Regions from separate parts of the Homo sapiens genome. Here region 1 is linked to region 2. The links are chromatin loops, found by intact Hi-C in ENCODE. Cell type or tissue: K562. All regions are shown on one strand. Each heading gives the region's core, and the rest is flanking DNA. Links, peaks and the distances in the headings are about the cores only.

What was found. Hi-C counts contacts between places; a loop is a spot of excess contacts. Peaks named below come from ENCODE experiments on the same cell type or tissue, not always from the same donor. Only the 100,000 strongest peaks of a DNase experiment are listed, where the experiment ranks them.
Region 1: it touches region 2 in a loop (2.8-fold over the local background); 12 of 110 quality-filtered maps call a loop at or near these places.

What each region holds. Positions count from the first base shown.
Region 1 is chr2:30,684,215-30,688,607 of GRCh38, forward strand. No RefSeq gene overlaps it. Among named protein-coding and RNA genes, the nearest start is that of CAPN13, 120 kb to the right of the region's middle. In K562, for the core only: a CTCF peak has its summit at 2,032 (motif pointing right); a DNase peak (open chromatin) is centred at 2,037; H3K27me3 peaks cover 2,532 bases.
Region 2 is chr2:30,205,833-30,210,225 of GRCh38, forward strand. It overlaps the pseudogene H3P5. Among named protein-coding and RNA genes, the nearest start is that of SNORA10B, 21 kb to the left of the region's middle. RefSeq lists a silencer at 2,776-3,000. In K562, for the core only: a CTCF peak has its summit at 2,727 (motif pointing right); a DNase peak (open chromatin) is centred at 2,739.

The DNA.
Region 1 (4,393 bases), core at 72-4,071, 480 kb after region 2:
TGCCTCCATCTGGGAATCAGAACAGGTAGTGACAGCCTGTAGAACCACCCAGCTGAATGACAGGACAGGTCCCGGAGCTGCTGGAATTGTTGCTGAAGCATCTCCCCCACCGCAGATGATAATGCCATTGATGAAGTTCACTCCACTTTGGGAACCCCCTGAAGGAACTCGTGCCATTCATATTTGGTCATGTGCGTATTCAATGTCTTCCATCTGCTCACACTGTAGAGAGCAGTTTGCTGTATTTTTCTGCCCAATGGGCTGCTTTGGTTATAGATTATAAATAATTTATTTCCAGAATCTCAAGACTTTCCTTTTTCTTTAGGATTACATTTTGTATTTTTCATGTGGTTTGCCCTTCTGGGAGAATGTTCTCGGGTCTGAGTAACTTATTTTGGTTCCTCGAAACTGCTTTGGTTTGCACAGATGGTCTTCCTTTCAACCACTTTCCGTATTTTAATGATCTCTTATTCTTATGGAATTATTCCAAGTGACGTATTTGGTTTCAAGTTTTAGGCTGAAACACAGTTTTTTACTGCTAATTCCTGTCCATATGCGGTGTTTCATCTTTTGGGCTGACTGGGTGAAATCTGCAATTAGCTGTGGTCACTGGGGCACTGTTTCCCAAAGTAGGGTTTGTGCAACACCTGCATTCATAGTCAGCATGCTTCTCAAAAATGTAAATTTCTTGGACTAGTTGCAAACCCCCTGGTTTATAATTTTGGTGAGGGGCTGGGGAGTGGGGAGGGGGAAGGGAGGAGGCCCTGGAATCTGCATTTCTCACAAGTGTAGCAGGTGATGCATGTACACCATAGAATCTGAGAACCACAACCTAAGAGAAGGAGTGTAGTCTGCTGTGCTCCCAGACTATGTTTCTCCACACATTGCAACTCACAGGACCACGCTGTGAGAAGGACTCTGGCATTGGGTCTTTTCACCTGATCTTGTGGCCAGGTGTGGCTTGCTGCAACCGTCATTCCATGCAGAATCTTGCCATTCTGAAGGTGAACTGCACTATTATAGTTGGACTCCATGGAAATCAACCTGGCCACAGTGCCCAGGATGCGTCTGAGTGGGCAGAAAGGGGCACTTGGGAGGTCAGCATTCCCCAAATTTTCCACATAGAGGCAATATAAAAATGATGACATTTGCATTGGGAGTGCAATGTGCATTGGGAGTACCAAAGGAGGCTTCCTGGGGCTGCAAGATGCTAGTCCAGAGGCCCCAGCTTCCCCAAGCCTGATCTGGTTGTGTCCAGGGCCAAGGAGATAAAACCCTAGCATACCTGTATCCCATTTGTTGGAAGCCCTGTGTTAGATGTCTGTTGCTATAGTCCAGAACAGAAATAGAAGATGGCCTGTAGGAATAGTAGGGAGGGGATGAAGCAACAGATACTGAGGGTGGGGATTTTAGGACTTAACTAATCAGATGTGGGGAAACCAGAAGGGAAGGTATCAGAGGGCATTGGGGTCTGAGCCCAGCTGGGAGGTGGGGCCACTAACAGCAATAATGAGAGCCTGCCCTTGTTGCAGTGGAAGCTTTTATCTACTCTCACCTCTCTCTTCCGTGTCCTGGCCAAAGCCATATCCTTTCCCTGGTCATCTGTCCTGGGGGCTACTCCCAAAGGCCTGAGGCTGTAGAAGTGGGAAGACTGTGGCCCCCCAGGTGTCCAGGCAGATGACTGCTTTCGCTTCTCACAACCTGTGCTCCTACTAACAAGGGCTAGGGAGTATTTTCCCTATTTTATTTCTTAGTCGAGTAAGGCACATGCAAGCTATGTACCTCATTCCATGCATGACTTACTTGCCATGGGCTGGGGAGGGAGTTTATTGCCGGCCTTTTAAGTCCTAACTCAATGTTTTGTGTGTTTTTGCAGTCACCACCAAACAGCCACTTCAGCATATTGACAGAGAGCTTGTTTGCTCTTCATAGTAACCTCTGGCTGTGCTGTAGGCAGGTCAGGCTTCTAAATGGCAGTTTACTGAGGAGGACTCCTGGGCTGAGATTGTGTGGCGGCACCCAAGTCTTCCAGCCAGCAGGTGGCAGAACAGGGATCTCTGAATCCCTAATGCTGGAAAGTCTGGGGCTCCATTCTGATCCAGCAAATCACCATGTTTAGCCCACAGTGCAGCCCCCTCCTTAACCTTCTGCCCCAAACCCATTTGCCAGTTCTTGATGGCAACAATAGGAAAAGTAGGCTTCCAGGCAGGACTGATCCAAGAGACAGCTCTGATTTAAACCCAGGAGTGGGTTAGGTTTTGTAGCACCTGCAGCTCATACAATTTTGAAGTGCCTCTTTAAGAAAAAAAAAAAAAAAAAAGCAAACGTATGCTACTTTTGCAAACTTTACAGAAAACACAGGACCGTGCAGGTAAGGGGTCTTGACGCTTATGCTTTGTTAGCTTCTGGGTAAATCTGCTTCCACTTAAACACACTAAGGACAATTGAGGGCAGGCAGAGGCTTGGGTCACTGTTCCCTCTTGCTCACATTTTGCCTGGCACAGGTGCAAAATTACGGTACCATCGCATTTGAAAACAGCAGTTACCCCAAGCAGTTATCCCTCAAGGCCCTTTATAAATGTCAAGCTAATTATTAGATGATTAGATAATAGCTACAGTGTGTGCCGTCTGGGTGAGCTGTGGCTGCTGCTACCAAAACACCCTGAGAATGCCAAGTGACATGTTTGGAAAGGATTGGAAGGACTAAGAGTTCCAGGCCTGGACGGTGAAAACAAGCCTGGAGGTGGTCTCCAATGGGGAGATGCCTTAGAGGGAAAGGATGAGGAGGGCAGAGGCTGTGGCAGGTGCAAACATCTTCCCCAGAGAAAGGGCTCAGGTAGCAACAGCCACTTACTGAGCATTTGCTGGGTCAGGCTAAGCTCTTTACATGCATTTTTTCGTTTAACTCAAAACAACCTTTAAATGTGGGAAATTGTATTATTCCTAATTACCAGGTGAAAGTGGAGGCTGGACGGCACACACCACTAGTAAGCGGTGGAAAAGTATTTGAACTTAGAGCTTTCTAAGCCCATGTTTTTAACTCCTGAGCTGCTGGTGAGAGCCCTCTGGGCTAGGAACCCCTCTCTCTCCTGGTCTTTTTCTTTTTTCGAGATGGAGTTTTTGCTCTTTTCGCCCAGGCTGGAGTACAGTGGTGCAATCTCGGTTTATTGCAACCTCCGCCTCCCTGGTTCAAGTGATTGTCCTGCCTCAGCCTCCTGAGTAGCTGGGACTACAGGCGCCCACCACCACGCCTGGCTAACTTTTGTATTTTTAGTAGAGATGGGGTTTCACCCTGTTGGGCAGGATGGTCTTGATCTCCTGACCTTGTGATCTGCCTGCCTTGGCCTCCCAAAGTGCTGGGATTATAGGCATGAGCCACTGCGCCCAGCCTTCTCCTGGTCTTTTTCAGGAATGCATGGGAGGACTCATTCTGGGATCATAAATGACATCCCCCAAATTCTACCCCAGATCTGCCTACAGTCAAGCTTGAGGCCTTGTGGGCCTAGAACCAGGGCATCCTGGACTTCCGATGGGCAGGGCTGTATAGGAAGTTATGCCACCAACGAGGTGGTCCTGGACAGGGGCTGCATTAGGTCCATGATTTGCAAATGTGCTCTGTGGAAACTGAGGAAGTCCATGGAGCTTTTTTGGAAGCGGGGAAGAGCAGGACGGCATCTAATGAAAGGGCTCGGTAGGCAGGGTAAGGAAGCTCCAAGGACCCCCTGCCCCCAAATTCTACCAGAGCAGTCCCACCTTTATATGATGTCACGCTGGCCTTCCTGAAACACTCTTTTTTTTTTTTTTTTTTTTTTTTTTGGAAACGGAGTCTCACTCTGTCACCCAGGCTGGAGTGCAGTGCTGCGATCTTGGCTCACTGCAATCTCTGCCTCCCAGGTTCAAGTGATTCTCCTGCTTCAGCCTCCTGAGTAGCTGGGACTACAGGTGTATGCCACCAGGCCCGGCAAAATTTTGTATTTTTAGTAGGGATGGGGTTTCACCATGTTGGCCAGGCTAGTCTCAAACTCCAGACCTCAAGTGATCCACCTGCCTCAGCCTCCCAAAGTGCTGGGATTACAGGTGTGAGCCACCGCGCCCAGCCCCTGAAAAACTTTTTTTGAACAAAGGGATCTGCACCCCCAAAATGTATGCAGGCCAACCTAGGTCCTTCCAGCCCTGCCCCCACACTGGCTGGTTGGGAGCATTGTTCAAGGTTATGCCAGTAGAGCAGCCCCTCTCTTCCTCGTTAAGGCAGCCTGGTGAAGCTTTGAATCCCTCCTCAGAGCTATATTTTTAAATGCATGAAACAGAAGACATAGGATAACACCAATTACATTGAAATACAGTTATCACAATATTTTTATAGAAGCTAAAATTTTTGATATCACATCACAGA
Region 2 (4,393 bases), core at 250-4,249:
TTTCTTTTAAATAGCATTTGGCTCAACTATTATGATCTTATGCTGAACCTTTTGCCATCCCATGAATGGGCAAGCCTCTGTATACCCAGTGAAAATTACCTTTTTCTTTCCATAGGTCCCAGTTGCTTTTTTTTTTTTTTTTTTGAGTCAGAGTTTCATTCTGTCACCCAGGCTATAGTGTAGTAATGTTATCTTGGCTCACTGCAACCTCCTGGATTCAAGTGATTCTCCTGCCTCAACCTCCTAAGGAGCTGGGACTACAGGCGTGTGCCACCATGTCAGGCTAATTTTTGTATTTTTTAGTAGAGATGGGGTTTTGCCACATTGGCCAGGTTCGTCTCGAACTCCTGACCTCAAGTGATCCACCCTCCTCAGCCTCCCAAAATGCTGGGATTACAGATGTAAGCCACCACACCCGGCCTCCCACCTCCCAGTTACTTTTATAAAAATTTTTCTATGTGTTTTGCTCATGTGAACACAACTTAAAATGCATTCTATGATAACTCAAACATAATAAGATGGATAAATATTGTGTATTAGAAAGCAATGTCCATTTTCTAAAATGATTCACTGCATCATGCCATAAGCGATGAGCCCTTTCTGGGTCTTTAACCATCAAAAAGTGACTCTCAGGGATTCAGACCTAATTGGCCTGAGGAGGGACTCAGGCACTAATATTTTTTAAAAGCTCTGAAAATGATTCTAATGTACACTCAGGTTTCAATACCACTAGACTAAATGATGTCAAATTGCTAACTTGAAACCATTCCGATGCCTCGCTATACATTTAAATTCCACACGCATTTTTGAGTGCTTGTCATATACCAGGCACTATGTGGGCTCCTGAGATATGAGCAGATCAGCCGCAGCTTCTGCCTTCAGGGTATGCACAGTCTAGCAGGGGAGATTTTAAAAAGCAGAATTAATTCTATCTAGAGGCCCCACAAATAGTGAAACAGGGAAATGTTGCCTCTATAAATACAAATAAAAGGAGAGGAGGGAGTGGGGGAACCTGCCCATATCTCCCCCATCATTGCTCTTCCTCTCACTTCCTCCAGAGGGTACAGAACGTGGATTAAACAGGAACACAATGAGTGCAGGGCAGAACCTCAGCTCTCAGATTTGAGCTCTGGAGAGAATGGGCAGGGCCGTGAGCAGCTGAGAGATGGAGCCTTCCAGGCTGGGCGATTTCTTAATGTAGGAATGCAAAACCTGGCCCTCAAGTGGCAAAGGCTAAATTGTGAAATGATTTTCAGCAGCTCCTCCACCAAAAGTGTCAGGTAGCTAAAGTCAGCCTCCTCCTCCCTGTCTGCATGCACTCCAGCTGCCTGCTTTTTGTGCTCTTCCTGCCAGATGCCCTCAGCTGGTCCCTTCACTTATATATTTATTTATTTATTTATTTATTTATTTATTTATTTATTTATTTACTTATTTGAAACAAGGTTTTGCTCTGTCACCCAGGCTGCAGTGCAGTGGTGTGATCTTGGCTCACTGCAACCTCTGGCTCCCGGGTTGAAGCAATTCTCCTGCCTCAGCCTCCCAAGAGGCTGGGATTACAGGCACCTGCTATCACACCCGGCTAATTTTTGTATTTTTAGTAGAGATGGGGTTTCGCCACGTGGGCCAGGCCGGTCTTGAACTCCTGACCTCAAGCAACCTGCCCGCCTCGGCCTCCCAAAGTGCTGGGATTACAGGTGTGAGCCACTACGCTGGTCCCTTCACTAAATCTTTATGCCAGCCTGGCTTACTTGCCCCCCAATTACCTTGCAGGTGTCAATCAGCTGGGCGGGACTTCATACTGAGCATGAGTGGCCAAGAGGGTGTGCAAGAACACCTGCATGGTAAGGTAGGAGACTGTTTCTCCCAGAGAAACTCCAGTGTTGGGGAATTCATGAATGAGATATTTTAATAAATGCAAAATCATGCAGTCCCCAGTCCAAATGAATCCACGGATGAGTAAAGCCAGTGAATTTTGGCAGAAAATAGCATATGACCCAAACCTGCCCCTTCACCTCAATTCTGGGGCTCAGCAGGTGTTGTCAAGTGGAGTTCTCTCCTACTAGGGAGAGGGAGCTTGCTCCCAGGCACAGCTGACCAATGAGGGAATGGGCTGCTTTTTGAGATAATGAATTTCCCACCAGAGGCCTTTTGTAAGGTTTTGGGGCAGGAGTATTTAAGCAATGGAAAGGGTGTTGGCTACTTTTAATGTGCCTTATAAGGAACCTCTTAAAACCACTTTGTGACTGCCTTTAAGTACCTTTCAATTCTACAGTTCTTTGAAATATGTGAACTGAATTCAGGTCTCCTATAAGCAGAGGAATAATGACAGTGGCAACGCTGCAAAGCCATGAATATCAATGAATATTAACTGGGAATTTCCTCAGTCGCAGCTCTGTGACACTCTCAAATACACCCTATCCCTCAAAAATGTGTAGAATTATATTATACGTACTTTACAAATAAGGAAATATGCATAAAGAAGCTGAAAGATTTGCCCAATATCCCACAAAAGACACGTGCTTCAAGTCCAGGTTTCTTGATTTGTAGTCTGATGTTTATAGTATAATATCATAATTTTTATTTTGTTCAGATACAGTAAGAGCTGAAAAAAATCCTTAGAATATGTATCTTCAGGAAAGAAAATGATCTCAAAGAAGAAACAGATTTGGTGGAATTTGATGGCTGGATTAGCTGTCAGGGTAATGCTCATGAGTGGCCAGCAGGGAGCAGAAGCCTGCCATTCTAGCCGCTTACATCCTTTCCAAGCCCGTAGAGGTCTGGAAGTTAGTGCAGGAAAACCATTGAGAGCAAAGCCTAAGAAAGCAGAAGGGAGCCAGTGAGGACTGCTGCAAAGGCTCCTTTCAGGCAGGATGTATCAACAGCAGGGTGCATCTGAAGAAGAGGCTTCCCCCAGGAGGATGCCTCCAGGACCCAGAGGCAGCAAGAAAACTCTGGAACATGCACAAGATTGGAATATCAGCAATCCAAGACTCCAGGAGTCAATCTGCTATTTTCCAGCCCATGACCCTTTCTCTGCATCTGTTTCCCTTCTCAATTTACAGTACATTGCCATTGTCAAGCTGTGCAAAGGCCTTCTCTTGTTTTATTTCATTTTCCTATCATTTCCAGTTTGTGTTCCCATTCCCCCACATATTGTTCTCTTTTTCCCGTTGGTTTGCAAGAGCTCTCTGTATAATCTAGGTGTACATCTCTTGTTGTTTGCAAATATATTCTCCCCAACTGTCACTCAGCTATCTGTAAATTTCACTAAAGAGAAATATGGCTTGTGTTTTCCCACCCTGAGTTCACAAAGATATTCCACATTTCCATCTGGAGTTTAGAATATGATATAAAGTTGACTATGATATAATAAAGTTGAGATACAGCTTTATTTTTCTCCATAGAGTGAGCTAGTTAGAGCCCACCACCAGTCCCCAAGTTCATGTTTTTCTTACTGTTTTGGGGTGCTACCTCTATCATAAGTCAAGTTTTCATATTGAAAAATGGGTTTTATATTTTTGAGCTCTTTAGTTTGTTCTGTATGATTTGCTTGTTTCTGTACCAATACCACATCCTTTACTACCATGGCTTTGTGGTAAGGTCACCTGTCTCTCTCCTCTCCTCTCCTCTCCTCTCCTCTCCTCTCCTCTCCTCTCTTCTCCTCTCTTCTCCTCTCCTCTCCGCTCTGCCCCGCCCTGTCCCTCTTCTCTCCTCTCCTCTCCTCTCTTCTCCTCTCCTCTCTTCTTCTTCCTCTCTCTCTCTTTCTATTAAAAATGGCTTAGTTATTTCTGGATCTTATTTATTTTTGAGACGAAGTCTCACTCTGTCAGGCTAGAGTGCGGTGGCACAGTCACAGCTCACTGCAGCCTCGATCTCCCACGCTCAAGCAATCCTCCTACTTCAGCCTCCTGAGTAGCTGGGACTACAAGCATGTGCCACTATGCCTGGCTAATTTTTAAAATTTTTTTGTAGAGACAGGGTCTCAGTATGTTTCCCAGGCTGGTCTCAAACTCCTGGGCTCAAACAATCCTGCCTTGGCCTCCAAAGTACTGGGATTACAGGTGTGAGCCACTGTACCTGGCCTACTCTGATTCTTAGCATAACCCTGAAATATCCATCTACCTTTATGGTCCTTCTTTATTTTTCTAGTTTTATTGCTTTGGCCAAACCTCTAGGACTATCCCGGAGGGGTGCTTTCAGGCCTGCCACTGTGGCAATGCACAAACTTGGACATTTTCAGAAGTTCACTGAGCTTCAGATTCGCAAACTCTCCTTCCAGAGTCTGGTGCGAGAAACTGCTCAGAACTTCAAAACAGATCGTGCTTCCAGAACACAGCTATTGGTGTTTTGCGGGAAGTGAGGCCTATCTGCTTGGCCTTTTTGAAGACACCAA